Linked DNA regions of Homo sapiens: all the other regions are linked to region 3. A link is a loop called in an ENCODE intact Hi-C map of the cell type or tissue named here. Cell type or tissue: B cell. All regions are shown on one strand. Each heading gives the region's core, and the rest is flanking DNA. Links, peaks and the distances in the headings are about the cores only.

Region 1 (7,523 bases), core at 828-5,827, 810 kb before region 3:
TCCTCTCGCCCTCACTGGGAAAAATGCAGAGATATGATAGTTGTCTTTATGACTCCGAAAATGCTTAAGACAAGAAGAGCATGTAAACAAATAACTCCTATGAGAGCTTCTCAATTCACACATGATCCCATTTCATCCTTGCAAGAACACCGGGCAATAGATAATATCTTAAAATTCCCATTTTACAAATAAAAAATTCCCCGCCAGACATGGCAGTTCACATCTGCCATCCCACCACTTTAGGAGGGCAAGATGGAAGGATCACTTAGAGCCAGGAGTTCGAGACCACCCTGGGCAACAAAGCGAGACTCTGTTTCTATAATTTTTTTTTTTTTTTGAGGCGAAGTCTTGCTGTGTTACCTAGGCTGGGGTGCAGTGGCGCAACCTCGGCTCACTGCAACCTCTGCCTCCTGGGTTAAAGTGATTCTCCTGCCTCAGCCTCCTGTGTAGCTGGGACTAGAGGCATGTGTCACCACACCTGGCTATCTATTAATGTTTTTTTAAATTAAACTTCAAAATAAAGGCCTGGCATGGTGGCTTACACCTGTAATCCCAGCACTTTGGGCTGAGACAGGCAGATCACCTGAGGTGAGGAGTTTGAGACCAGCATGGCCAACATGGTGAAACCCCGTCTCTACAAAAAATATTTTAAAAATTAGCCGGGTGTGATGGTGGGTGCCTGTAGTCCCAGCTACTTGGGAGACTGAGCCAGGAGAATCGCTTGAACCTGGGAGGCAGAGGTTCCAGTGAGGCAAGATCGTGCCACTGCACTCCAGCCTGGGCGATGGAAGGAGACACCGTCTCAAAAATAAATAAATAAAGACAAAAATAAAGTCTCTCTTCTCATTGCCATCACGTCTGAGTCAGAGTCTCCAAAAAGCCTGAACAAATAAAAAATTCCAGACTCAGGCCAGGTGCGGTGGCTCATGCCTGTAATTCCAGCACTTTGGGAGGCCAAGGCGGGTGGATCACGAGGTCAGGAGATCGAGACCATCCTGGCTAACACGGCGAAACCCCATCTCTACTAAAAATACAAAAAAAAATTAGCCCTTGGTGGCGGGCGCCTGTAGTCCCAGCTACTCGGGAGGCTGAGGCAGGAGAACGGCGTGAGCCCAGGAGGCGGAGCTTGCAGTGAACCAAGATCGCGCCACCGCACTCCAGACTGGGTGGCACAGCAAGACTTCATCTCAAAAAAAAAAAAAAAAAAAGCTAGACTCAGAGAGGTTACTCGATCGCACCTGCCTTGGGTGTGACACCAACCACAGAGGGGTTCAGTGGTCCGGAAAGAACCTTGCACTCCTGCTAAGATCACCAAGCTCTCCTTCCAATACTGCTTTCTTCCAACATCTCAAAGGGCTTATGAGGACCATCCTAAGAAGAAGGCTGTAACTGACAGCGATTATCCACCTCCCCCAAGAGGACCAGCATGGAGGATAAGCTCATCAAGGCCAATGCCTTTGTTTTACCTTCCAGGTGATTCCAGGATCTCATCTCAGGTAAGTATCTATCTTAAACTCTCTCTCCTGTTCACCCTCTAATGTCTCCCATGCACTGCACCCTCTAACTCAGGGCCTGACATCTGTAAGATCCCTAGATCCTCGTCCTGTTCTGTAAGCAGCCCTTCAATTTCTACTTCACTGAAACATGACTATTCCCTCAGGACACTGTTCCCCAAAGCACTATGAGTAGTGGTCTTTTTCTGTCCCATGCAAGCCCCCATAAGCCACACTCTACTGTCTTAGAGAAGGAACACTCATTGCCGCATCAAGACTATTGTTCCTCTCATTTCCCTGTTTTGTTTTTGTTTGCTTCTTTTGAGACAGGCTGTTGTTCTGTCATCCAGGCTGGAGTGCAGCAGTGCAATCATAGCTCACAGCAGCCTCGGACTCCTGGGCTCAAACAATCCTCTGGCCGGGTTTAGTGGCTCGCTCCTGTAATTCCAGCACTTTGGTAGGCCGAGGTGGGTAGATTACCTGAGGTCAGGAGTTCAAGACCAGCCTGGCCAACATGGTGAAACCCTGTCTCTACTGAAAATACGAAAATTAGCCGGGCGTGGTGGCACATGCTTGTAATCCCAGCTACTCAGGAGGCTGAGGCAGGAGAATCGCTTGAGCCCAGAAGGTGGAGGTTGCAGTGAGCCAAGATCGTGCCACCGCACTCCAGCCTGGCTGACAGAGTGAGATTCTGTCCAAAAAAACAAAACAAACAAAACAAAACAAAACAAAAAAATCCTCCCACCTCAGTCTCCTGAGTAGCTGGGACTATAGGTGCGCACCACCATGCCCGGCTAATTTTTATTTTTGTAAAGATGGGGTCTTACTCTATTGCCCAGGATCGTCTCAAACTCCTGGCTTCAAGCCATCCTCCCACCTCCATTTCCCAAAATGTTCGGATTCCAGGTATAAGCCACTATGCCCAGCCCAGACTCATTTATCTAATTACTGACTTGATATCTCTACTTGAAGGTGTACTTGGCAATTTTTTTTTTTTTGAGACACAGTCTCACTCTGTTACCCAGGCTGAAGTGCAGTGGCATAATCACTGCACTACAACCTCCCCCTCCTCGGTTCAAGCAATTCTTGTGCCTCGGCCTCCCGAGTAGCTCGGATTACAGGCACGCACCACCATGCCCAGCTAATTTTTGTATTTTTAGTAGAGACGGGGTTTCACCATGGTGGCCAGGCTGGTCTCGAACTCCTGACCTCAAGTGATCTGCCTGCCTCGGCCTCCCAATGTGCTGGGATTACAGGCGTGAACCACCACGCCTGGCCAGCAATTATTTTAAGAGTTGGGGTCTTGCTATTTTGCTAAGGCTGGTCTTGAACTCCTGGCCTCAAGCGATCCTCCTGCCTTGGCCTTCCAAAGCGCGGGGATTATGGACATGAGCCACTGTGCCCAGCAGGAGCAGTATTTTAGTCAGTTATTCACTTGCTCACTAAAACCTAAACTTCCTGAGGCCAGGAACACATTTTACTTTTTTTTTTTTTCGAGATGGAGGGTTGCTCTGTTGCCCAGGCTGGAGTGCAGGGGCGCCATGTTGGCTCACTACAACCTCCGCCTCCCAGGTTCAAGTGATTTTCCCGCCTCAGCCTCCTGAGTAGCTGGGATTACAGGCATCCGCCACCATGCCTGGCTAATTTTTTTATTTTTGGTAGAGACGGGTTTCACCATGTTGGCCAGGCTGGTCTCCAACGTCTGACCTCAAGTGATCCACCCGCCTTGGCCTCCCAAAGTGCTGGGATTACAGGCGTGAGCCACTGTGCCCAGCCATGGGACCCACTTTACTCTTAATTTCCCCAATTCCTAGAACAGTGTGTGGCCCACAGGAAATCCGCAGAATATATTTGCAGAATGAATGAATGACTTGCCAAACGAATTAGGGCAAATCAGTAGATATCGAGTAAACATCCACAACCACCTGCCCCATACCCTTTTCAGCTCTGGGGAGATGGTGGCTCCTTGTGGGGTCGGATATGGGGGTCTCCTTTCCTTTCACCCTCCTGCCTCGTGGGGGAGTCAAGTCTCCGCAGGCGGAGAGCCCGGATGCAGGCGCGACTAGGCGGCCCTCTCTATGGTGAGCCCCCCGGTCCCTCCTCCGCAGTACCCGGAGTGCCTCTATGGTTCTTCCTGTCCTTAGTCGGGAGGGGGCGCTGTGCGCAGGCGCGAGGTGACGCCGCGGCAGGGCCGGAAGGAGTGCAGCGGCTGCCACGGAGCTCGCAGCTGCGGCTTCTGAGGAGTAAGCGGCGCGGTAGCGAAGGCCGCCGAACCTGCCTGGCTAGCCGGCGACTTGAGTGACGAGTGAGTGTCGGCTGCGGGGCGCGCTCGAGCTCCTGGGCGGGTCTGTGAGGCGACGCGGCCTCTCTGAGGGGCGCCTCTGTGGAGCTCCGGGGGTGGGGGCGGGGGCGCGGGCCGTGAGGGCCGCCGAGCTGAGGGGCGCGGGCCGAGGCCCGGGCGGGATCGGGCCAAGGGGCTGGGCTGGGCGTCTCGAGCCCGGTGCGGTGGCGAGGCTGGAGCGACAAAGGCGCTGAGCGGCCGGGTGGCCCCCTCTCGCCACTTCGCGAAGTTTCGCGGGCCGGCCCCTCGGGTCTGCTGCGCGAGGGCAACAGCCCGGGAGACCGCGCTTCCCTCCCCCGGGCCCGAGGCCGCCGCGGAGGCGGTGTCCGTGCACCCGAGCGCGGCCTGGAGGAGCGGCGGGAGGCGGGCCGTGCCTGTGAACCCCAGCCCAGGCGGGCGGCGTTTTTCCTCCTCTTCCCTCACATCTGGAGCGCGTGTTCCGCGAAAGTTGGCGACTGTCACCCGGCACTCGCGAGGGCGCCGCAAGTGCGTCAAACCCTTCTGCGGGGCGCTGGGGGCTGGCCCGGCTCGGGTGTCCGGGCGCTGGGCAGCGAGCGAGGCCGCTGTCCCCGCGTCGAGGTGGTTCTGCTCCCGGTGGAACAGGACCAGGGATCCAAGACTCTGGGCCACTTGCAACCAACCCTGGAGCGTGCGCGGCGTGCGGGTTACAGAAATTTCTGACAAATCCGACAGGGCTCTGTAAATCCCTAAGGGCCTGGGTAGCAGCTGTCCTAGGTACTTAGATCGTGCAAAGAGAACGTTCTTTTTTCTTTTACTTTTTTTTTTTTCTCCTTTTCTTTGAGACGGAGTCTTGCTCTGTTGCCCAGGCTGGAGTGCAGTGGCGCGATCCCGGCTCACTGCAAGCTCTGCCTCCCGGATTCAAGCGATTTTCCTGCCTCAGCCTCACAGGGATTGCCTCAGCTGGGATTACAGGCATTTGCCACCACGTCCAGCTAATTTTTGTATTTTTAGTAGAGACGGGATTTCTCCGTGTTGGCCAGGCTGGTCTCTAACGTCTGACCTCAGGTGATCCCTCCGCCTCGGCCTCCCAAAGTGCTACAGTCTTTTCAAAAGACGTTTCAGATATGTTCTCCGGGACCCTCGGGCCCTTCAGTAAGAAGCGCCCTGGCTGAAAACCCACACGTTCACCTACAGAAGAAGCACTGTGACGTAGAGGGTGAGCAGAGCAGAGGGCCTCACAGTGGCCCTCACATGCACCTGGCTCCAGCCTGGCCAGGTCATTTTGCCCTGGTGGGCCTGTGCCTCAAAAATGGGGTTTCTTCCCTTGTGAGGAAGACCCATGAATTAGTAACGGAATTGCCAGGAATGCTAAAAACTATCTAAATGCCATGTATTGTTTTCAAGCTGTTACTCCTGGAAGGGGCTGGGTTGGCATTGTTTTAGAGGTTAGGAGCCAAACATCAGCTCATCTATTCTCCAGCTGTTGTTTGTCCTCCATCTTCCTGCAATAGTCAGGCACAGGGTCTTATAAAAATGGGTTTGTGCTGCTGTATGTTTCGGTGGGTACCTTTGTTTACTGAATGGGATGTAGGTGGGGGACCAGAGCATATCCGCGTCCCTCGGAAACAGTGGCGTTTTAGATGTAGTATGTCCCGTCAGCTCCTCTCTGCCCCACCCACCCCAGCCCATTCATTGAGCATTTTTTTTTTTTTTTTGAGGCGGAGTCTGGCTGTATTTCCCAGGCTAAAGTGCAGTGGTGCCATCTCTGCCCACTGCACCCTCCGCCTGCCAGCTTCAAGTAATTCTCCTGCCTCAGCCTCCCGAGTAGCTGGAATTACAGGCGCGCACCACCACGCTCGGCTAACTTTTTTTTTTTTTTTTTTTTTTAAGAGACGGAGTCTAGCTGTGCTGCCCAACTCCTGGGTTTAAGTGACCCTCAGCCTCCCAAAGCACAAGAATTACAGGCTTTAGCCACCGTGCTCTGCCAGAACATTCTTTACGCGCTGAGAAGGGAGAGAAGCGGGAAGATTCTATGAAACATCTCAATTTAGTCGGCTTGCTTTAAGGAAGAAGGCTAATACATGGCCTGGCTTTGCCTTGGTTTTGTATTTCATAATTTATTGCGCCTGGGGTGTGGGGAGTAGTGGTGGATTTGAGGAAATGCCTGGAGAGTCTGGGCCAGATTTTGGACCCCCTGGCAAACCTCATTCGAGGCTTTAGATTTTTACCCTGATTAGAGCAGCAGCAGCTAATAAAAGAGAACTCCTGAAGCCCCTGTGGAGAAATCTGATAAAGAAGGGTTAGGTGTGAGTGAGGCAGATCGAAAGTTGATGAATAGGATAGTTGAGAGAGCTGGTATTTGCTGATTCTACTACCAGCTACTATTTAATGTGTTTACAAAATTCTAGGCATTGCTATATTCTAGCTCTTTAGAGACATAATTCATTCTCATACCTGATATCATTATATTTGCATTATTGTTAAAGATAATAGAACATAGTTGGGAATGGTGTGGCTCACGCCCGTAATCCCAGCACTTTGGGAGGCCGAGGCGGGCAGATCACCTAAGGTCAGGAGTTCGAGACCAGCCTGGCCAACATGGTGAAACCCCGTCTCTACTAAAAATACAAAAATTAGCCAGGTGTGATGGCGTGCGCCTGTAATCCCAGCTACTGGGGAGGCTGAGGCAGGAGAATCACATGAACTCGGGAGGCGGAGGTTGCAGTGATCCGAGATTGTGCCACTGCACTCCAGCCTGGGTGACAGAGCGAGACTCCGTCTCAAAAATAATAATAATTTTAAAAAAAGAAACTGAGGTGCTGAAAAATATCTAGTCCCAAAACTTGTAAGGGTCAGCGTGGAACTTGAACTCAGTTTGGACCCAGAGTTCATGCCACTAATTATCCTTCTATAATTAGTGAGTGCTATTTATTCTGAAAGTACATCTACTATTGAAGATCATCTACTGTGCCATCCGATATGCTATGTCCTGGGGCTTTGGGATCAAGTGACACTTTGGTTCTGCCTTCTTGGAACTTAAGTTTTAGCAGAGGAGACCAAAATTACACATAGTTTCCTAAATAAGTATATTAAAGTATTGTTGGAAGTACTTTGAAGAAATGAGGTACGTTGTGTGATTGAACCAGGGAGGAACATCTAGGGGATAATCAGGAACAATTTTTCTCTGAGGAGAAAGCAAAGAACCGAACAATGAATAGAGTTAATTTGGTCCAAGAGGCAGTGAAGAAGAGTAGTTTAGCTGGGGAAGAGCCTGCAGTGGAAGGAAGGAGCAAGTCATGGAACTGAACCATTGTTACTACTGAATGGTGAATGCGGGGGGAAAAGGTATGAGGTAAGGCCCGCTATGTCAGCAAGGTCAGGTGATGGTAGCGTTTTGTAGGCCATGGTAAGGATTTCGGTTTCACCATGGTGAGATTTGTGGTTTAAAAGAAATAACTCAAATGCCGTATGAAAACATGTCAAGGGATGGAGCCTGCAAGGCAGTACTTGGGCTAGAAGCAGAAGCATGTCCTTTGGTCACAGAAGATTCAGTTCTAAAAAGATCGTTGAAAACGTTGATTTTACCCTCCACACATGAGGATGTACTTACTTATCTGTCCTAGTTTCTAAACTAATTTTCATTGGACAGTTGAAGAAAATCTTGATGTTTTATGTTAAATTGTTTAGCCCGCCCACTGAAGATTTTGAGTTTAATTTTTGATTTAAAA
Region 2 (7,523 bases), core at 1,021-6,020, 110 kb before region 3:
CTGGAAGGAAATTTGGTACTTGTCCCTACAAATTGGAATCCTGAATTTCCTGTTTGATGGATCCCCTTGGGGCAGAGACTCCACGGAGTTAGAGAAGGAGCATTTTCCTCCCAGGCCTGAGGGCAGAAGGAGGGCGTTTGCGGAACAAAAATTAAGATTCAGGCCGGCGTGGTAGCTCACGCCTGTAATCTCAGCACTTTGGGAGGCCAAGGCAGGTGGATCACAAGTTCAGGAGCTCGAAACCATCCCAGCCACCATGGTGAAACCTTGTCTCCACTAAAAATACAAAAATTAGCTGGGCGTGGTGGTGGGTGCCTATAATCTCAGCTACTCAGGAGGCTGAGGCAGAAGAATCGCTTGAACCCGGGAGGCGGAGGTTGCAGTGAGCCGAGTTTGCGCCACTGCACTCCAACCTGGTGACGAAGCAAGACTCTGTCTCAGGAAAAAAAAAAAAAAAAAAAAAAAAATTAAAGCTCAGTGCTCCTGGGAAAAGCAACTACAATTTGTCGTCAGAGGGCAGTGTTTTGCCCTGTTCTTCTGGAGAGAGGCGGGACTTCCTCCAGGTGTGTTCAGGAGTCCCCACAAATGGCTTCAGGAAATTAGAGGCCTGGAAGGCTCCCCCTGTCTTCACAAGCCCAGGCTCTACACTCTGGAGCCAAACACAGCAGCCCAAGAGGGCGGGAATCCCATTCCCATGGGCGGTGCTATTTCTTCCTTCCTTTTTTTTTTTTTTTTTTTTTTTTTTCGGAGACAGAGTTTCACTCTTGTTGCCCAGGCTGTAGTGCAATGGCGCAATCTCGGCTCACTGCAACCTCCGCTTCCTGGGTTCAAGTGATTCTCCTGCCTCAGCCTCCTGAGTAGCTGGGATTACAGGCATAAGCCACCATGCCCGGCTAATTTTTGTAGTATTAGTAGAGACGGGGTTTTACCATATTGGCCAGGCCTGTCTCAAACTCCTGACCTCGTGATCCACTCACCTAGGCCTCCCAAAGTGCTGGGATTACAGGCGTGAGCCACCGCGCCTGGCCAAAGTGCTATTTCTGTTCCCATTCTGTGGACAAATAAATGAGATCTTAATGGGGTATTTGGGGTACGAGCTGGAGGGGTTGCTCTCAGCCAGTGTCTTTGCCTGCAATATTGTCCCCCATTTCATGCACACCCCAATACTGAAACTTACCCCATTGCTCTTGCAGTAGACTGAACATGTTCCCCCCAACATTTATATGTTGAAACCTACCCTCTAAGGTAATGGTATTATGAGACATGGGCCTTTGGGAGGTGATTGGGTGTTACCCTCACGAATGGCATAGTGCCCTTATATTAATAAAAGGGATGGCCGGGTGCGGTGGCTCACACCTGTAATGCCTGCACTTAAGGAGGCTGAGGCTGGAGGATCATGAGGTCAGAAGTTCAAGACCAGCCTGCCCAACATGGTGAAACCCCGTCTCTACTAAAAATACAAAAAATTAGCTGGGCATGGTGGCAGATGCCTGTAATCCCAGCTACTTGGGAGGCTGAGGCAGGAGAATGGCTTGAACCGGGGAGGTGGAGGCTGCAGTGAGCCGAGATCATGCCACTGCACTCCAGCCTGGGTGACAAGAGTGAAACTCCATCTCCATCAATCAATCGATCAATCAATGGGACCCCAGAGAGCTCCCTCTTTTTCCACCACATGAAGACACAACTAGAAGTCTGTGATCTGGAACCCAGAAGAGGACCCTCACCAGAAGCTGACCATGTACCCTGATCTCAGATCTTCAGTCTCCAGAGTTGTGAGAAATAGATATCTATTGTTGATAAGGCAGCCAGTCTATGGGACTTTGTTATGGCAGCCGAGACTGTCAAAGACAGCTCTAGAGGGGCTATGTGTCCAGGAGGGGATGAATCAGTCTTTTACTTCTTCTTTTTAAGACAGGGTCTCGCTCGGTCACCCAGGCTGGAATGCAGTAGTGTGATCTCAGCTCACTGCAACCTCTGCTTCCTGGGCTCAAGCGATCCTCCCACCTCAGCCTCCCAAATAGCTAGGACTACAGGCACGTACCACCATGCCCAGCTAGTTTTTGTAATTTTTGGTAGAGACGGGGTTTCGCCATGTTGCCCAGGCTGGCCTTGAACCTCTGAGCTCAAGTCATCTGCCCACCTCGGCCTCCCAAAGTGCTGGGATTACAGGCATGAGCTGCCGCGCCCACCCTCTCCTTTACTTCTCAGCTGTGAATGTTCTCCCATATCCTCGGACTCCCAGCCTGCTCCCAGGCTTCACAGTCCTATCTGATGAAGTAGGGGAGCACCAGCCACCCCCTTATCTCTCTAGCTCAGTCTATCCCCTCCAGGGGCTCTGGACTTCTCTCCAGGGCAGCCTGACCTAGGGGCGACACAGGAGTTTCCTTGACACTGGTACTATCTCTGAACATCTCTGCCTCCATCTCTGTTTTGAGGCTGGTCCATGGAGTCAATGAAGGGGTCCCCTCCTCTCCCCCAAAACCCTCATCTTAGCTCCTGCTTTTCCCAGGCCCTAAGATCCTGGGGGCAGGTCTTGTAGAGGGGGAGCCCTTGTGGGGGGCTTCAGGTACCCGCACTCTTTAGGAACAGGCACAGGTCTTGATGTTGCAGGCACAGGTCTGGATATTGATGGGAAATTGCGGTCAGAGTGGACAGCACCACCCATTCCCGGCATCTCCCATGATTTGGTCTTCAAGCCTTCACCTCATTCTCTGCCCACCTGGATCTTGTCAGCCCCAGAGAGAACCTGAGTCCAGAGGAGAAGCAGAACCCAGGCCACTGGGCAGTGGCAACCGCACAGACACCGACATCCCTGGGAGAGCCTGAGCCCACCGCCCAGAGCTCAGAGCCTGGAATAAGCAGCCCAGCGAAGAGCCCCGCTCCACCGCCCAGAGGAGCACCAGAGTGAGCTCGGCCTGGAACCCAGAGACCATCTTCAAAATCTCATCCCCAACCTCTCATAAATGCCACCTTGTCCCTGGCCCCCCTGTAATTACTTCAGCCCCTTGTTCCCTTCACAGCAGTAATTTTTTTTTTCTTTTTGAGACAGAGTCTGCCTCTGTTGCCCAGGCTGGAGTGCAGTGGTGCAATCTCGGCTCACTGCAACCTCCGCCTCCCGGGTTCAAGCAATTCTCCTTCCTCTGCCTCCCAAGTTGCTGGGATTATAGGCCAGCACGCCAGGCTAAATTTTTTTTTCTTTTTTTGAGACGGAGTCTCACTCTGTCGCCCAGGCTGCAGTGCAGTGGCGCAATCTCGGCTCACTGCAAGCTCTGCCTCCCGGGTTCAAGCGATTCTCCTGCCTCAACCTCCGGAGTAGCTGGGACTACAGGTGCCCGCCACACGCCCGGCTAATTTTTGTATTTTTAGTAGAGACAGGGTTTCACCGTGTTAGCCAGGATGGTCTCGATCTCCTGACCTCGTGATCTGCCCGCCTGGGCCGCCCAAAGTGCTGGGATTACAGGCGTGAGCCACCGCGCCCGGCCGATTATTTTAATAAGATGATTGAACATCTTCCTTATTAGATTGTAACCCACAAGGGCATTTATGTTGCCTGCGATGTCCCCCGGTCCTAGGGCAGCCCACCTGCTGATGCAGTTCTGAGTGCTGCCACCAGGGGGCAGGGCTGCCTCGCACTTGTCATGGGGACAGCGGCAGGACCCTCAAGAGGGCTTTAACTTGGTTGGGTTCGTATCTGCACCGGGCCATATCTGCACCTGGGAATACTCCACTCCCTCCCTGAGGTGTGAGTGGGGATGCTCCCAGCTCCAGGAGACACAGCTGTGGTGTCGCTGGCCAGGGTGCAGCTTTCTAGAGAGGTTCCATTTTCACACCTCCAAGTTCAGACCTTTTCTTTCCCTCTGCAGACTGGGGCGAGCGACCACCCAGCCCAGTGTAGAGGGGGTCTCATGTCTTACCACTCTTCATTTACACTTTTTTTTTTTTTTTTAAAGACGTCGGGTTAGCTCACCCCTGTCATCCTAGCACTTTGGGAGCCCCAGGCAGTCAGATCACGAAGTCAGGAGATGGAGACCATCTTGGCCAACATGGTGAAACTCCATCTCTACTAAAAATACAAAAATTAGCCGGGCATGGTGGCGGGCGCCTGTAGTCCCAGCTACTCAGGATGCTGAGGCAGGAGAATTGCTTGAACCCGGGAGGCGGAGGTTGCAGTGAGCTGAGGTCATGCCATTGCATTCCAGCCTGGTAACAGAGCAAGACTCTGTCTCAAAAAAAAAAAAAAAAAAAAAAAAAAAGGGACATAGGGTCTGGCTCTGTTTCCCAGGCTGGAGTGCAGTAGTGCAATCACAGCTCACTGCAGCTTCCAGCTCCTGGGCTCAAGCAATCCTCCCACCCCCGCCTCCCAAGTAGCTGGAACTACAGGTGTGCACCACCACATCTGGCTAATTTTTCTATTTTTATTTTTTGTAGAGATGCGGGTCTCACTATGTTGCCCAGGCTGGTCTCGAACTCCTGGCCTCAAGAGAGTCTCCTGCTTTGGCTTCCCAAAGTGCTGGGGTTACAGGCATGAGCCACTGTGCCCAGCCTTCACTCTGACTTTGAACAGGCCTCCTGTTCGCAGCCCACTGCACATCTCCACCCTCTGGCGCATATGCTTCCGCCAATCCCAGAGCCTTTTCCTCTTTGACTCCCCTCCCGAGGAGTGTTTGCCTCTGAAGAACTTAGGCTTCAGGGTTTTTTTTTGAGACAGGTTTGCTCTGTTGCCCAGGCTGGAGTGCAGTTGTGCGATCTCTGCGCACTGCAACCTACACCTCCTGAGTTTAAGCGATTCTCCTGCCTCAGCCTCCTAAGTAGCTAGGATTACAGGCCCCTGCCACCACACCCAGCTAATTTGTGTATTTTTAGTAGAGATGGGGTTTCACCATCTTGGCCAGGCTGGTCTTGAACTCCTGACCTCGTGATCCACCTGCCTCAACCTCCCAAAGTGCTGGGATTATAGGCGTGAGCCACTGCACCCAGCCTGGGCTTCAGCTTTGCTCTACCAGGGGTTGCCATTAGTAATGTTTCTCCTAACACTGTGTGGACGTCTCTTTTCTACCTTTAACTGTATTCATGTTCCCTTTATCTTGGTGGGGTTAAGCCAAAAAAGGGGGATGGGGGCTGGATGCAGTGACTCATGCCTGTAATCCCAGCCAAGGCAGGAGGATCACTTGAGCCTGGGAGATCTAGACCAGCCTGAGCAATATAGCAAGACCCCGTCTCTACAAAATAAAATTAAGAAATTAGCTTGGTGTGGAGTGCGTGCCTGTACTCCCCACTACTCAGGAGGCTGAGGCAGGAGGATCACTTCAGCCCAGGAGTTCAAGCCCAGTCTGGGCGACAGAGCGAGACTCTGTCTCAAAAAAAAAGTCCTCATTGTGGATTGAGTGAGTTGCAGTGGGGATTGTTTGTGCCAAATCAGTTTCTTACAAGCTCCTCAGTAGGTTTCAAGGGAAGCTTCGATGTCACGTCCTTCAGATTGTGGGGGACAGTTGCTGCTTTGGCATGGTGGTTATCATGAGGCAGTGGGATGGAGAGAAACAAAGGCGATGCAGCTGGTCCATATCCCCAGCAAGTACAAGCACGCATAACGGAAGCATTGCAAGCACACATAACCATGCCAGACACATTGCAAGCGCACATAACAGATGCATTGCAAGCGCTGATAACCATGCCAGAGGCACTGTAATCACACATAACCGTGCCGGACACATTGCAAGCGCAGATAACCATGCCGGATGCAGGCAAGCACACATAACCTTGCCGTATTCATTGCGAGCACAGATAATCGTGCGGAGCCATTGCAAGCGCTCATAACCCTGCCGGACGCATTGCAAGCGCAAATAACCACGCCAGATGCAGCCAAGCGCACATAATCACGCCGGACCCATCGCAAGCGCAGGTACCCATGCCAGACGCATTGCGAGTGCAGATAACCACGCTGGACGAAGGCAAGCGCACATAACGGACGCATTGCGAGATTGCAGGCACACATCACCATGCCAGACTCCTTGCAATCCACGTAAGCATGCTAGTTTGGGGGTTGATACCAGCCCCTCTTCCTTTCCTAACTTTGTAATCCCCCAAGCCATAAACACCAGTGTCAGATGCATAGCAATCAAAATCCGTTTTATTATGAACGACACTGAATTGGAGGAAGTAGAGGGACCGGGGCGGAGGCCGGGGGAGACTGACCGCGTGGGTTTCCCAGCACTTTGCACCTGCCAGTCACAGGTGAAGTTAGAAAACCACAAAGGTCTTCTGTTTGGAAAAGCAGAAGGAACTGTGGACCAGGCTGTCCCAGAGAGACCAGCTAGGGAGGGGACAAGGTGTGCTTGGCTCACTCAGCACTTTTGCAGCACTCACCAGCATGGCAAATCCAGGTGAGAAGAAGGTTATGGGACTGGAGACACCCCCCTGCTTCCTGGAAGGCGTGAAAATACCACTCTCCCCCACCCCCGCAAGAGGAGACAGGAGCCCAATACCTGAGGCATTTCTAAATCCCGGTTTCTTTCGCCCAGGCTGGCTGGAGTGCAGTTGTGCAATCTCGGCTCACTGCAACCTCCACCTCAAGCCATTCTCCTGCCTCAGTGTCTCGAGTAGATGGGATTACAGGCACCCACCACCATGCCCGGCTAATTTTCTTTTTTCTTTTTCTTCTTTTTTAAAAACGTATTTTAAGTAGAGACGGGGTTTTGCCATGTTGGCCAGGCTGGTCTTGAACTCCTGGCCTCAAGTGATCTACCTGCCTCGGCCTCCCAAAGTTCTGGGATTACAGGCATGAGCCACTGCACCTGACCCAAATCCCAATTTATTTCTCAATGGCAAAACCTGGAAACCCAGTTTTTGGAAATAATTGAATCCCTGGCACTTCCTTCTCAGATGACTGGGCAGGATGCACCCCAGACACATGGTAAATGGAAACTGGGGTACAGCAAATAGTGACTTTTTTTTTTTAAGCAAAGAGGCCCAGCATGGTGGCTCATTCCTATAATCCCAGCACTTTGGGAGGCCAAGGTGGGAGGATCGCTTGAGCCCAGGAGTTTGAGACCAGCCTGAGCAATAGAGTAAGACCTTGTCTGTACAAAAAATAAACTAGCCAGCATGGTGGCATGTGCCTGTAGTCCTAGCTACGTGGGAGGTTGAGGCAGAAGGATCACTTCAGCCCAGGAGGTGGAGGCTGCAGTGAGCTATGATTGTGCCACTGCACTCCAGCCTAGGAAACACAGCGAGACTCCATCTCAAAATAATAATAATAATAATAATAATAATAATAATAATAATAAAAAAACACGTTACCAGAGAAATATCAACAGCCTAAAAGTCATCAACTGTGTGCTCCAGTGGACTCAGGCTGTGGCGAGGGATGTCTTTTCTGAAGAGTGGAAGGGAGCTGAAGAGCTCTGTACCTTTCAGGTGAACCCAGAGAGAGTCCCAGCAGAAATACCCATGGGGAGAGGGAACCTGCCATTCTGGGGGTCTGAAGGGTGAAGAGGTCCCCTCATTCATTCAAGGCAAGAGCCAGG
Region 3 (7,523 bases), core at 1,482-6,481:
CACTTGAACCTGGGAGGTGGAGACTACAGTGAGCTGAGATCGCACCACTGCACTATAGCCTAGGTGACAGAGTGAGACTCCGTCTCGAAAATAAATAAATAAATAAATATAAATAAATCTGATGACGGTGGTTGCCTCTGTACAGAGGTGGGATCAGACAAGGCCACTATTGGCTCCAACAGTGTCACTGTACAAATCAGAAAAAAGTACCTACATTGGGCTAAGTACCTGGAAAGGGGACCTTCCTTCTCAGCCTTGGCAGGGAAGAAACTCACCTGCACCCCAGACTGAGAACTACAGGATAAGATACGAACTTTGAGGACAGGTGTTCAGTGAACTGTCTATTTTGTTTAAATTTACCACCAGGCTGGGCATGGTGGCCCATGGCTGTAATCCCAGCACTTTGGGAGGCCAAGGCGAGCAGATCACGAGGTCAGGGGTTCAAGACCAGCCTGACCAACATGGTGAAACCCTGTCTCTACTAAAAATACAGAAATTAGCCAGGCGTGATGGAGTACGCCTGTAATGTCAGCTACTCAGGAGACTGAGGCAGGAGAACTGCTTGAACCCGGGAGGTGGAGATTGCTGTGAGCCAAGATCACACCACCGCACTCCAGCCTGGGCAACAAAACAAGACTCCGTCTCCAAAAAAACAAAAAAAAATTTACAACTATTTCACCTCTGCAGATCAGAAGGAGGGGAAAGAGTATATTTTTCATTTTATATTCTTCAGGAGAACTTATTTTTTAAAACAGCATATTTATCATAACAAATTTTTTTTAAATAGAGACAAGGTCTCAATCTGTCTCCCACGCTTGAGTGCAGTAGCCTAACATAGCTCACTGCAGCCTTGAATTCCTGGATTCAGGCAATCCTCTTGCCTCAGCCTCCCAAAGTGCGAGGATTAAAGGTGTGAGCCATTTGTCTGGCCCATATTTATCCCTTTTGTAATGAAAATTAACAAATGTGGCCAGGCGGGTGGCTCATGCCAGCACTTTGGGAGGCCGAGGCAGGCGGATCACCTGAGGTCAGGAGATCAAGACCAGCCTGACCAACATGGAGAAAACCCATCTCTACTAAAAATACAACATTAGCAGGGCATAGTGGCACATGCCTATAATCCCAGCTGCTCGGGAGGCTGAGGCAGGAGAATCGCTTGAACCCGGGACGTGGAGGGTGCAGTGAGCCGAGATTACGCCATTGCACTCCAGCCTGGGCAATGAGCGAAATTCCGTCTCAAAAAAAGAAAGAAAAAAAACCAAAACTGCAGAACAAAAAAATACATGTTCCAAAATTCCCCTCAAGGCTAAGCCAGAATCTTCTGGCAAAAAAGAAATTAGGCATCATGGGAGGACAAGACTGGTTCAGCATCACCTGTAGTATTTCAGATCATAAATGCCTAGTGGAGCACTCCTTTATAATCACCACGCCTTCAAAAACTGATGCTGACACTGTCTCTTAAGACTCAATGACTACATATTAACAGCGTCTTGCCAGTAAATTAACAGCTTATTAATCCAGTTGCAATGAATGAGTCTTACACTTCATTCATGCCAGCAATATCATTATCTGATATAATTCTAGTCTAACTAGTCTTTTTATGTCAAAAATGAAATGTCCCTGGATTCTAAATGGTACAAAATAGGTTCATTTCAAAAGATACAGCTGTGATACTAAAAGGAAAAAGCCACAGGGAAAGGGATGAAGTGAGAACAAACAACTTACCTTGTCCCCGATGGCAGTGAAAGTTGTTCAAGTGAATTACCTCTTCATTGTTGTTTCCCTCTTCCATTTTCAAATGCAGACATGCACATACGGGACTGCTAATATCTAAACATGGTGACCATCTGTTTCAAAAGAGCTGAAAAGGAAGCAAAGAGGAACAGTAAGAATGAGGGAGTATCAAAACTCTTGCCATGTATCTGGTCAGGGGGACATCTGAAGCTTATGCTGAAAACATTCCTTAAGAAAACATATCCAAGGAGGTGGGTCAAAAAAAAAAAAACCACACAAACTCAAAACCTATGACATTAAAACATATGTTTAAAATACACATATTAAAGAGACAAAGTACTGACAGAGAAATGACATCTTGATACAAATATGCTAACAAAGAAATGGGCTAAGGGTATTAATAGGCAATTCACAAAAAAGAAAACACAGAAGATGCTCAACCTCACTAATAATCAGGGAAAGGCAAATCAGAAAATGAATTATGTTTCAGCCAGACGCAGTGGCTCAAGCCTACAATCCCAGCACTTTGGGAGGCCGAGGCGGGCAGGTCACAAGGTCAGGAGTTGGACACCAGCCTGACCAACACGGTGAAACCCCAGCTCTACTAAAAAATACAAAAATTAGCCAGGCATGGTGGCACGCGCCTGTAATCCCAGCCACTCCGGACACTGCCGCAGGAGAATCGCTTGAACCCGGGAGGCTGAAGTTGCAGTGAGCCAAGATCGCCGCACTGCACTCCAGCCTGGGCAACAGAGTGAGACTCCGTCACAAAAAAAAAAAAAAAAGGAATTATGTTTCAAACCACTGGGGTGGCAAAAAAGGCAAGTATGTAAGAAATGGGAAATCTTATACATTGCTGGTTTGGATAGTAACTTGGAAAAGATATTCTGAATAGCAATCAGCAATACGCCCTAAATTACAAATGTACATTCCCTGTGACTTAGCAATTCCACTTCCAGGTATATTAGCTAAAGAAACCTCTGTGTGTTCTCCAAGAAATATGCATAATAGAATATACGGACAGGGATGGTGGTCATTACAGCAAATATGCAATAAAAGCAATTGGAAATGGCCTTACTGGACTTCAATAAAGGAATAAATAAAATTCATATGATACAACACAGTTAAATTAACGTTAAATGAAAGTGTGATACCATTTATGTAAATTCATACACAAATTTTAAATACATATTTAAATATTAAATTAAAAAATACAGCCAGGCGCGGTGGCTCACACCTGTAATCCCAGCTCTTAGGGAGGCCGAGGTGGATGGATCACGAGGTCAGGAGATCGAGACCATCCTGGTTAACACGGTGAAACCCCGTCTCTACTAAAAAATACAAAAAATTAGCCGGGCGTGGTGGCGGGCGCCTGTAGTCCCAGCAACTCGGGAGGCTGAGGCAGGAGAAGGGTGTGAACCCGGGAGGCAGAGCTGGCAGTGAGCCGGGATCGCGCCACTGCACTCCAGCCTGGGCGACAGAGCGAGACTCCGTCTCAAAAAAAGGAAAAAAAAAAAAATAATAACGTTCTCTTTGCACTATCAAAGTACCTAGGACAACTGCTACCCAGGCCCTTAAGGATTCACAGAGCCCTGGCGGATTTGTCAGAAATTTCTGTAACCCGCACGCCGCGCACGCTCCACGTTGGCTGCAAGTGGCCCAAGTCTTAGAGCCCTGGTCCCGTTCCACCGGGAGCAGAACCACCTCGACGCGGGGACAGCGGCCTCGCTCCCTGCCCAGCGCCCGGACCCCCGAGCCGGGCCAGCCCCCAGCGCCCCGCAGAAAGGTCTGACGCACTTGCGGCGCCCTCGCGAGTGCCGGGTGACAGTCGCCAAGTTTCACGGAACAACACGCGCTCCAGATGTGAGGGGAGAGGAGGAAAAACGCCGCCCGCCTGGGCTGGGGTTCACAGGCACGGGCCGCCTCCCGCCGCTCCTCCAGGCCGCGCTCGGGTGCACGGACACCGCCTCCGCGGCGGCCTCGGGCCCGAGGGAGGGAAGCGGCCCGAGGGGCCGGCTCGCGAAACTTCGCGAAGTGGCGGGAGGGTGTCGCTCCCGCCTCGCCACCGCAGGGGGCTTGGAGACGCCCAGCCCAGCTCCCCGGCCCGATCCCGCCCGGGCCTCGGCCGCGCCCCTCAGCTCTGTGGTGCTCACGGCCCGCGCCCCCGCCCCCACCCCCGCAGCTCAACGGAGGCGTCACGCAGGGAGGCCGCCTCGCCTCACAGACCCGCCCAGAAGCTCGAGCGCGCCCCGCAGCCGACACTCACTCGCCACTCAACTCGCCGGCTAGCCAGGCGGGTTCGGCGACCTTCGCTACCACGCCGCTTACTCCTCCAAAGCTGCAGCTACGAGCTCCGTGGCAGCCGCTGCATTCCTTCCGGCCCTGCCCCGGCGTCACCTCGCGCAAGCGTACAGCGCGCGTACAGCGCCCCCTCCCGACTAACGACAGGAAGAACCATAGAGGCACTCCGGGTGCTGCGGAGGAGGGACCGGGGGGCTCACCATAGAGAGGGCAGCCTAGCCGCGCCTGCATCCGGGCTCTCCGCCTACGGAGACTTGACTCCCCCACGAGGCTGGAGGATGAAAGGAACGGAGACCCCCAATCCCCGACCCCACAGGAGCCACCATCTCCCCAGAGCTGAAAAGGGTATGGGGCAGGTGGTTGTGGATGTTTACTCGATATCTACTTATTTGCCCTAATTCCTTTGGCAAGTCATTCATTCATTCTGCAAATATATTCTGCGGATTTCCTGTGGGCCATGCACTATTCTAGGAATTGGGGAAATTAAGAGAAAAGTGGGTCTCACGGCTGGGCACAGTGGCTCACGCCTGTAATCCCAGCACTTTGGTAGGCCAAGGCGGGTGGATCACTTGAGGTCAGGAGTTCCAGACCAGCCTGGCCAACATGGTGAAACCCCTTCTCTACCAAAAATAAAAAAATTACCCGGGCGTGGTGGCGGATGCCTGTAGTCCCAGCTACTCTGGAGGCTGAGGCAGGAGAATGACGTGAACCCAGGAGGCGGAGCTTGCAGTGAGCAGAGATCGCACCACTGCACTCCAGCCTGCGCGACAGAGCAAGGCCCTGTCTCAAAAAAAAAAAAAAAAAAAAGAAACAGAATCTCGCTTTGTTGCCCAGGCTGATCTCGAACTCCTGGGTCCAAGTTATCCTTCCGTCTTGCCCTCCTAAAGTGGTGGTATGGCAGGTGTGAACTGCCACGTCTGGCTAGGAATTTTTTATTAGTAAAATGGGAATTTTAAGATATTATCTATTGCCCGGTGTTCTTGCAAGGATGAAATGGGGTCATATGTGAACTGAGAGGCTCTCATTGGAGTTATTTGTTGACATGTTCTTGTCTCAGGCATTTTTGGAGTCATAAAGACAATTATCCTATCTCTGCATTTCTCCCAATGAGGGTGAGAGGAAGCTACTCCTTCCTTCTAGGTAGTCTGGAATCATTCAGGTTATTTTTGAAGCCTCTGGCTTTTTTTTTTTTTTTTTTTTTTTTGAGACGAAGTTTCACTCATGTGCCCATGCTGGAGTGCAATGGCATGATCTTGGCTCACTGCAACCTCTGCCTCCCGGATTCAAGTGATTCTCGTGCCTCAGCCTCCCATGTAGCTGAGATTATAGGCGCCCGCCACGACATCCGCCTAATTTTTGTATTTTTAGTAGAGGCAGGATTTCACCATGTTGGCCAAGCTAGTCTCGAACTCCTGACCTCAGGTGATCTGCCTGATTCGGCCTCCCAAAGTGTTGGCATTACAGGTGTGAGCCACTGTGCCCGGCCCTGTTTTTTTCGGGGGGCGGAGGGTTGGGGTCTCACTCTGTCAGTGAGGCTAGACTGCAGTGACTCAATCAATCATAGTTCACTGCAGCCTTGACCTCCCAGGCTCAAGGGACCCTCCCATCCCAGCCTCCTGAGTAGCTGGGACTATAGGTGTGTGCCACCATGCCTGACTAATTTTTTAAGTTTTTTTGTATAGATAGGGTCTTTCTATGTTGCTCAGGTTGGTCTGAAACTGCTGGCCTCAAGTGATCCTCCTGCCTCGGCCTCTCAAAGTGCTGAGATTATAGGCTTGAGCCACCGCACCTGGCCTGTTTTTGTTTGTTTTTTTGAGACGGAGTTTCACTCTTGTTACCCAGGCTGGAGTGCAATGGCACCGTCTCGGCTCACCGCAACCCCTGCCTCCCAGGTTCAAGTGATTCTCCTGCTTCAGCCTCCTGAGTAGCTGGGATTACAGGCATGTGCCACCACACCCAGCTAATTTTGTATTTTTAGTAGAGACAAGGTTTCTCCATGTTGGTCAGGCTGGTCTCGCACTCCTGACCTCAGGTGGTCCACCCGCCTCGGCCTCCCAAAGTGCTGGGATTACAGGCGTGAGCCACCGCGCCCGGCCTGTTTTCTTTGTCTTAATGTTAACCAGCACCAAGAATCAGAAAGGGCAAGATAGCTACCTGCAGACTAAACTATTGTCAACAAGTGATGTTTTGCTGTTTTCCTGGGAAGAAGCATGGAAGTTCTGTCTATGAAAATCCGTATCATCTGTGCTGGCTGTAATTCCATGCAGTTACGGCCAAAGGCGTGCAACCTGCACTCACCCCGTGAGCCTGCCCGAGAGCCGAGGCTGTAACTCCCCCACCCCATGAGTCATCACGGCACGGCTTCATTGCATTTTCTGGTTACAGTTAGTTTAATGTGCATCTGACCTGTGAAATCATTGACAGTAGTGGAGGACCGCCATTATTCACAATTTGTCCATCATCATTTTGTTCCCAAGAACTGTCATCAGCCGTATCTACATGAAGGTGTGCTGGTGTTGTCATAGAGGACATTATTCCCGAACTCAGTCTGCTTTCAGAAGCAGTAATTTCCTGCCATTTTGGCCCATTATTTGTAAAAAAAAAAAAAAAAAAACTAAAAAAAAAAAATGTTATTTAGGTGTAATTTATACGTGGTACAAGGCACCCCATTTAAGTGTACCTTTCTACCAGTTTTGACAAATTTATACACCCTCGTAACCCCCCACAATCAAGATAGAGATCATTTCCATCACCCCAGACTATTCCCTCCTGTTCCTTCCAGTCCATCCCTCCATAATCCCCATCCCTGGTGCTAGGCAACCACCTGCTTTTGGGCACCTGGTTTGTGTCACTTTATATTACTTATTTGTTTTGAGATGGGAGTCTTGCTCTGTCACCCAGGCTGGAGTGCAATGGTGTGATCTTGGCTCACTGCAACCTCCACCTCCTGGGTTCAAGCGATTCTTCTGCTTCAGCCTCCTGAGTAGCTGGGATTACAGGCACCCCCCACCACACCCAGCTAAGTTTTTGTATTTTTATTTTATTTTATTTTTGTTATGGAGTCTCACTCTGTCGCCCAGGCTGGAGTGCAGTGGCGTGATTTTGGCTCACTGCAACTTCCGCCTCCCAGGTTCAAGCGATTCTCTTGCCTCATCCTCTCGAGTAGCTGGCTTTACAGACATCCACCACCATGTCCAGCTAATTTTTGTATTTTTAGTAGAGATGAAGTTTTGCCATCTCTACTAAAAACATGGCCAACTAAAGTTGGCCAGGCTGGTCTCGGACTCCTGACCTCAGGTGATCCGCCTGCCTTGGCCTCCCAAAGTGCTGGGATTACAGGCTTGAGCTACCGCACCCGGCCCTTTTTCTCATTTTAGACTACAATTTATCTTTCTGTAGTTTCACACACATGGGATCATATGGCATGCACTCTTGTGTCTGGTTTCTTTTGCTCAGCATGCTTTTTGTTTTTTGAGACAGGGTCTCAC
Region 4 (7,523 bases), core at 1,475-6,474, 72 kb before region 3:
TTTTAAATGTGCTAAAGGTGAAACAAGGGTAACACAATCCAAACTGAGGATAACCAACCCAGTTTCTTCAAAACAATGAGCACGCAAGAGACATAATATAGGAACTATTAAAAGATTTAACCCAATTGCCACATGTATTAAGAGAGTATTATGGGTTATTCCTAGCCCCTTTCAAAAAGATTCCTTATTAGCCAGGTGTGGTGGCTTACACCTGTAATCCTAGCACTTTGGGAGGCCAAAGTGAAAGGATTGCTTGAGGTCAGGAGTTTGAGACCAGTCTGAGCAATACAGTGGGAATACATCTCTAGGCTGGGAGCAGTGGCTCACGCCTGTAATCCTAGCATTTTGGGAGGCCGAGGCGGGCAGACTGCCTGAGCTCAGGAGTTCAAGACCAGCCTGGGTGACATGGTGAAACCCAGTCTCTACTAAAATATAAAAAAATTAGTCGGGTGTGGCAGCTTGCGCCTGTAGCTATGCAGGAGGCTGAGGCAGGAGGATCGTGTGAGCCCAGGAGACTGAGGTTGCAGTGAGTTGTGATCACGTCTCTACACTCCAGCCTGGGTGACACAGCAAGACCCTATCTCAAAAAAAGAAAAAAAGAAACAGAACAAAACAAAACAAAACAGACTTCATCATTTAAAGACAAGCAGAAATACTTACAGACGAATCTTTTTAAAAGCCAAGAAAAGAGAGACTCCATGGAGAAAGTATCAGTTTGGAAGTAACAGATGTCAAAGGCAGACAAAGGGTCCTGGGAGGTAGGGGCTAGGAAATCCCCTCTGGATTTGACTGCAATGAAATCACTGGTAATCTTTACAGACTGACTCAGCAACGTGAAAAGGACAAAACTAAAACACTGAGAACTGAAATGAGAAACAGAAATGAGGAAATCTTCACAAGAGAGTAACTGTATTGTTTGCTGTGCAACCCAAACTGAAAGACGAACAAATATTTGAAGGATGATCATGTCATTCATTCCCCCCATGATCTAGGACTCAACAGTAAAAACAGAATTCTGTCTACTGGGATCACAATGTTTCCTTCCCTGGAAAAATTATATGCACCAAGTTCTCCTTGGGCAGCAGGCAGGCCCTCTGCTTACATAAGCACCAAGAATAAGCCATAAGTTATGGTAACTTAATGGTTGTTATTAGGAAAGCTATCCGCAATTATATCAACTTGAATGAAGAAATTTTTCCAAGTCCTAGAAAATCTTTTAAATCCACAAGTAACAAAGTTGGTTTCTCCTTATAATGAATGCAAATGATGTCATGGATGGTGATATGGTTTCGCTTTGTGTCGCCAACCAAATCTCATGTTCAATTGTAATCCCCAATGTTGGAGGTGGGGCCTGGTGGGAGGTGATTGGATCATGGGGGCAATTTCCCTTTTGGTGCTGTTCTCCTGACACTCAGTGACTTATCACAAGACGTGGTTGTTTAAAAGTGTGTAGCGCCTCCCCCTCCCTCTTCCTCCTGCTCTGGTGATGGAAGATGTACCCGCTTTCCCTTTGCCTTCCACCATGACTGTAAGTTTCCTGAAGCCTCCCCAGCCATGCTTCCTATGATAGAGCCTGCAGGCGTGAGCCAATTAAACCTCTTTTCTTTATAAATGACCCAGTCTTGGTTATTTCTCTATAGCAGTGTGAGAATGGACTAATACAGATGGCATTTTCCTTTTGTGATGACTGCCAAGAATATCAGTCCTGGGTGCGGCTCAATTTCAACAGCCTTAAAATCTACTATCCACACATACAAGCTTCACAAATCATTTTTGGTGCTGATCTGCCACACTAACTATATTTTACAGGACAATGTCTATTTCCACATTCCCATTTTAAAGTATGAATCCTGGCTGGGCGCGGTGGCTCATGCCTGTAATCCCAGCACTTTGGGAGGCTGAGGCAGGAGGATCACCTGAGGTCAGGAGTTTGAGACCAGCCTGGCCAACATGGTGAAACCCTGTCTCTTCTAAAAATACAAAAAATTAGTTGGGCATGGTGGCGCACGCCTGTAATCCCAGCTACTCGGGAGGCTGAGGCAGGAGAATCGCTTGAACCCAGGAGGTGGAGGTTGCAGTGAAGCGAGATCATGCCACTGCACTCCAGCCTGGGCAACAGAGCAAGACTCCATCTCAAAAAAAAAGAAAAAAAAAAAGGTAAGAATCCTTACAAACCTCTTAAAATGCATCATAAAATAAAGTTGAGGAACATATACACAAGCATGAAAACTCACCTGCAATGTGTTCATTTTCTGCTGCTCTTGGAAACGTGCAGAGACTGTGGCTGGTAGACCTAGAGGGGGAGAAGCAGGTCACTGAAGTCATGAGTGCTCTGGCCTGCAAAGGCAGGAATCTCCTGCGTAAGAACCACAAAAGAAAGCTCAATAGGCTAACACCCTGTGAACACTCAGCCTGCAAACACTCAGAAGGGCCTAAAAGAGTGATACAGGGTTTCGCCATGTTGGCCAGGCTGGTCTCGAATTCTGGCCTCAAGTGATCCGCCTTCCTTGGCCAATATGGCGAAACCCCATCTCTACTTAAAAATAACAAAAAAATTAGCCAGGCATAGTGTCACATGCCTGTAGTCCCAGCTACTCAGGAGGCTGAGGCACAAGAATCCTTTGAACCTGGGAGGTGGAGGTTGCAGTGAGCCGAGACCACACTGCTGCACTCCAGACTGGGTGAGAGACACTGTCTCAAAAAAAAAAAAAAAAAAAAAAAAAAGAGAGTGAAAAAGAGTGATAGGCGAAGCATGCACTTGTAACTTTGTAACTCTAAGATAATCAGGTAGTAATCAGATGAGTGAGACTCTCATGGGTAACATGACTCCTTTTACAAATAGTCTGCCATCATCAAATACAACCTGCAAAAAGAAAAAAAAAATTCCCATTATACAGCTCATGTTTTTTGTGGTTTGTCTGTTTGTTGAGACAGGGTCTCAATCTGCCACCCAGGCTGGAGTGCAGTGGTGCATTCACAGCTCACTGCAGCCTCGACCTCCTGGCCTCCATTGATCCTCCCACCTCAGCCTCCTGAGTAGCTGGGACCACAGGTGCATCCCAGCATGCCTGGCTACTTTTGTATTTTTTGTAGAGTCAGGGTCTCCCTATGTTGCCTAGGCTGGTCTCTAACTCCTGGTCTCAAGGGATACTCTTGCCTTAGCCCCCGCAAAGTGCTGGGATTACAGGTGTGAGCCACTGCATCCGGCCCGCATTTTCTTATTGTCTCTTTAAACTGCTTAAAATCAAAGAAGCCATAGGAATTGAGTATGTGAGCTCTCAGAAATGAAATGAATGTGTATAAAATATGGTTTTGTTTCTAAATTATCTAACTGAACTTGGTTATTGCTGCACCTAATAATCTTCTATTAAGAAAACTAGGATACGGGAGAAAGAACACTGGCCTGGGAGATAAGACTCCTGAGTTCTACTATGAGCAACTCTACCCACAAAGCCAGTGACCCGGTCAAGTCACCCACCTGCTAAGGCCCAGTCTCTTCCCCTAGCAACTGAGGCAGCAAGAGAGAATCCCTGCAGACTGTTCCTGCATTACTACCAGTCTCCAGGGCAGATCTAAGGGGGGAATCAGCAGACACTTAAATGAGAGAACAGAGGCGCTGACGGACGTTTAGAGGAGGTCGAAATCTGGAGCACGGAAAGGAGGAGGAAGGGCTGTTAGGGGTTAGCGGGGAGTGGAGACGACGTCCGCAGCTGAGGCTGGTGACACCCTCCAGGCCCCCATAAGCCTCGTCCTCCCAGATTTCCCATGCAGCGCCTGTTCGGTGCAGCCGGACCCTGCCCTCAAACCCAAACACACGTCTCTCCTGCAAGCGATCGAGACCCTCCCCCTGCCCCACACTCTAAGGTCCCCAACACACGGTGACTTCACTCAGGCCCTTCTCGCTCCGGGCCCGAAAACCCAAGACCTACCCTTCTGGGGCTCCGCAGCCTCTGCCCCACGGCTCCCGAGAGGCCGGGGCGGGGCTGCTGTCGCTGGCGCGCGTCTGCTCGCGAGGTCCCCTCCTGTCCACCTCACTAAGGTTGTTCTGCTCCCGAGGGGCCCGGGCCGGGCCTAAGGGGCAAATCCAGGCGGGTGTCCTTCCCGGGACCCAGATCCGCCTCCCTCGGGCTCACCGTACAGCGGCAGCCTGGGCCAGGCCGCCAGGACACACACGGGCCAGGCCCGCGTCCCGCCGCCCCTTCGCCTCCGCCGCCACCTCCGCCACCTCCCGTCCGGCCCCTCTGGCCCCAGCGCCGCCGGCTCCGGGGCTCAAGCTCGGGGGTCCCCGCTCAAGCCTCCACCCGGCCCGCGCGAACCCTGGCCTGCACACCCCCGCGCCCGCCTAGGTGCTGGCCCGGGCGCTCAACCTCCAGCCCCGCAGGCTCCGCGATTCTCGTCCACTGGAGGCCAAAGCCTGGGAACTAGAGCAAGCGGTGACCTGAGGACGCACAGGAAGCGAGGGCAGTGCAGCGGCGGCGCGCATGCGCGAACACGCACACAGAGAGAGGTGCACACGCGCAGGAGTGCACCGGAAGTCAGCCTCCGGGGCCCACAGCTGGTCCCAGGACAAGCACCCTACTCTATTTCCCATGAGCCTACGCGCCCCCCAAGTTTAGGGGCCGTTTTAAATGTCTCTACCCTGCCTAAAGGTTAAGAAGCTCCAGGCTATGAGCTTTGGGAGCTCTGAACCCCTGATTGAACTTCGCATTTGTCTTTACTCCCTTTTAGGGTCAAGTCCAGGGCTGCCTGACTGGGTCCTGGAGCCCAAGGCCTCTGGGTTAGAACCGAGTTTCCCATAAAGAGAAGGAAAGGAAAGGGTGTATCGTGGTCACTGCGCTGAAATGCTAAGAGAAGTTTCACTCAAATACTAGGACAGGATAAATGCCCAGCGATGCTTTCCAAGGAAGAGAAAGAAAATAGAATTTGTGGCTGGGCGCGGTGGCTCACGCCTATAAATCCCAGCACTTTGGGAGGCCGAGGCGGGCGGATCGCGAGGTCAAGAGATAGAGACCATCCTGGCCAACATGGTGAAATCCCTTCTCTACCAAAAATACAAAAATTAGCTGGGAGTAGTGGCGTGTGCCTGTAATCCCAGCTACTCGGGGGCTGAGGCAGGAGAATAGTTTGAACTCGGGAGGTGGAGGTTGCAGTGAGCCGAGATCGCGCCCCTGGACTCCAGCCTGGCGACGGAGCGAGACTCTGTAGCTTTTCTAGATCACACAGCGAATGCCTAAAAACTGTAGAGAAATCAGGAAATACACAGATCGAACGAAGAAAAGAGATACCTGTGATCTCACCTTCCCCAGGAGGATTATGTTTAGGGTTAGGTTATGTTGACCAAAAAGACTCAAAGTCTGTCAAGAGTTTTATTCTGGGCCTCCTACTTGAGTGACCATGGCTGGTGACACAGCCTCAGGGGGTCCTGAGAACGTGAGCCCAAAGTGGTTGGGTTACAGCTTGGTTTTATACATCTTAGGGAGACAGCAGTTACAGGCAAAGACATAAATCAATACATGAGAGGTACACATTGGGTCAGCCTGGAAAGGCTTTCAGGTCACTAGCAGATTCAAAGATTGGCAGTTGGTTCAGAGTTAAGCGTTGGCTGAACAGTTGGAAAACGACATGAAGAAATGGGCCATTGCGGTGGCTCATGCCTGTGATCCCAGCATTTTGGGAGGGTGAGCTGGGAGGATCCCTTGAGGCCAGGAGTTGAAGGACAGCCTGGGCAACACAGCGAGACCCCCACCTCTACAAAAAAAAAAATTATCCAGGTGTGGTGGTGCATGCCTGTAGTCCCAGCTACTCAGGAGGCTGAGATGGGAGGATTGCTTGAGCCTGGGAAGTTGAGGCTACAGTGAGCCATGATGGTGCCACTGCACTCCAGCTTGGGCAACAGAGAAGAAAAGAAAGAGAGAAAGAGAGGGAGGAAAAGAGAGAGAGGAAGGAGGGAAGGAAGGAAAAGAAAGAGGGAGGGAAAGAAAAGAAAAGCTTGAGTTAAGATAAGGGGCATTGTGGAAACCAAGGTTCTTGTTATGTAGATGAAGCCTCAGAACAGGCTTCAGAGAGAATAGATGATAAATATCTCTTATTGGATCTTAAAAGGTGTCAGAATCTCCAGAAAAGACTTCTTTTCTGTAAGGGAAGGAGATTCTCTACAGAATGCAAATTTCCCCCAAAGAGATGGCTTTGCAGGACTATTTTAAAGTGTGTCAAAGAAAATATATTATGGGATAAAATACTATGATTTCCTTCAGGGACTGCTATCTGTCATGTGATGCTATATCAGAGTCTGGATGGAGTTGGGTATCTTACTGATACAAAGAGCCTGTTCTGTCAGTCTTATGATCTGTATTCTAGTGTTAATGTTGGTCAGCTGTGCCTAAACTCTGAAGGGAGGAGAGTATGACAAGGCATGTCCGACCCCCTCCTTCCCATCATGACCTGAATTAGTTTTTCATGTTTATTTTGGATCTTGCTGGCCGACAGGGGAGTCCATTCAGTCAGTTGTGGGGGCTTAGAATTTTATTTTTGCTTTACAATTAAAATGTCAGTTTTCAAAAATGGGATCATAAGGACAATGATTCATCACAATTTTTTGGTGAACTCTAACAGTGTTCTTAGTGTTCTTGCCCAGTTGTTTCATAAAAACTGGTAAGGAAAAGACTAAAAATAAATTCTTCTGATGCCAGGAACCGTGGCTCATGCCTGTAATCCCAGCACTTTGGGAGGCTGAGGCAGGTGGATCATGAGGTCAGGAGACCAAGACCATCCTGGCCAACATGGTGAAACCCTGTCTCGACTAAAACACAAAAAATTAGCTGGGTGTGGTGGTGCGCGCCTGTAGTCCCAGCTACTTGGGAGGCTGAGGCAGGGCAATCACTTGAACTGGGAGGCGGAGATTGCAGTGAGCCGAGATCACGCCACTACACTGCAGCCTGGCGACAGAGCAAGACTCCACCTCTAAATAAATAAATAGATAAATAAATAAATTCTTCTGTTAACCTAGAATATTCTCTCCACAAATTCAGAAAATAAAGAAAACAATTTTATTATTGAATAAACATTAAACCAAACTGTGATGCCCATCGCAGGTGATCCATTAATGAGATGCAAAGAGAAATAAAGCCTCCTTTTTTTTTTTTTTGAGACAGAGTCTTGCTGTGTCACCCAGGCTGGAGTGCAGTGGTATGATCTCGGCTCACTGCAACCTCTGCCTCCCCAGTTTAAGCGATTCTGCTGCCTCAGCCTCCCAAGTAACTGGGACTACAGGCACATGCCACCACGCCTGGCTAATTTTTTGTATTTTTAGTAGAGACGGGGTTTCGTCATGTTAGCTAGTATGGTCTCAAAATCCTGACCTCTCAATTCGCCCGCCTAGGCCTCCCAAACTGCTGGAATTATAGGCGTGAGCCATGGCGCCCAGCCAAAGCCTCCTTTTTACATAGCCTGGCAGACATGATCCACTGCATACACGCTCTCAAGATAAACGGTAACTCATCCTCATGTAAAAGGACTTGCTATGT

What was found. A loop is a pair of places that touch in the nucleus more often than their neighbours do. Peaks named below come from ENCODE experiments on the same cell type or tissue, not always from the same donor. Only the 100,000 strongest peaks of a DNase experiment are listed, where the experiment ranks them.
Region 1: it touches region 3 in a loop (17-fold over the local background); 2 of 110 quality-filtered maps call a loop at or near these places.
Region 2: a loop joins it to region 3, with 38 times the contacts of the local background. A loop is called at or near these places in 58 of 110 quality-filtered maps.
Region 4: a loop joins it to region 3, with 8 times the contacts of the local background. A loop is called at or near these places in 19 of 110 quality-filtered maps.

What each region holds. Positions count from the first base shown.
Region 1 is chr7:5,777,816-5,785,338 of GRCh38, reverse strand. RNF216 (ring finger protein 216) reads left to right here and starts at 3,676. Exons shown (of 17, transcript NM_207111.4): 1 at 3,676-3,798. RefSeq lists a silencer at 3,878-4,267. In B cell, for the core only: CTCF peaks have their summits at 3,317 and 3,517; a DNase peak (open chromatin) is centred at 3,658; H3K4me3 peaks cover 1,486 bases; H3K27ac peaks cover 1,712 bases.
Region 2 is chr7:5,081,708-5,089,230 of GRCh38, reverse strand. No RefSeq gene overlaps it. Among named protein-coding and RNA genes, the nearest start is that of RBAKDN, 13 kb to the right of the region's middle. In B cell, for the core only: CTCF peaks have their summits at 3,401 and 3,602 (motif pointing right); a DNase peak (open chromatin) is centred at 3,620; H3K27me3 peaks cover 1,986 bases.
Region 3 is chr7:4,970,639-4,978,161 of GRCh38, reverse strand. It overlaps the pseudogene RNF216P1. Among named protein-coding and RNA genes, the nearest start is that of MMD2, 15 kb to the right of the region's middle. RefSeq lists a silencer at 3,559-3,938 and an enhancer at 3,651-4,249. In B cell, for the core only: CTCF peaks have their summits at 3,969 and 4,168 (motif pointing left); a DNase peak (open chromatin) is centred at 4,151; H3K4me3 peaks cover 1,523 bases; H3K27ac peaks cover 1,131 bases.
Region 4 is chr7:5,042,803-5,050,325 of GRCh38, reverse strand. It overlaps RBAK-RBAKDN (RBAK-RBAKDN readthrough), which reads right to left and starts at 4,466. Exons shown (of 6, transcript NM_001204513.3): 1 at 4,368-4,466; 2 at 2,235-2,293. The coding sequence starts at 2,249. RBAK (RB associated KRAB zinc finger) reads right to left here and starts at 4,466. Exons shown (of 5, transcript NM_021163.4): 1 at 3,930-4,466; 2 at 2,235-2,293. The coding sequence starts at 2,249. RefSeq lists an enhancer at 3,857-3,966 and a silencer at 4,117-4,326. In B cell, for the core only: no CTCF peak of the experiment used is centred there; a DNase peak (open chromatin) is centred at 4,505; H3K4me3 peaks cover 1,581 bases; H3K27ac peaks cover 1,221 bases.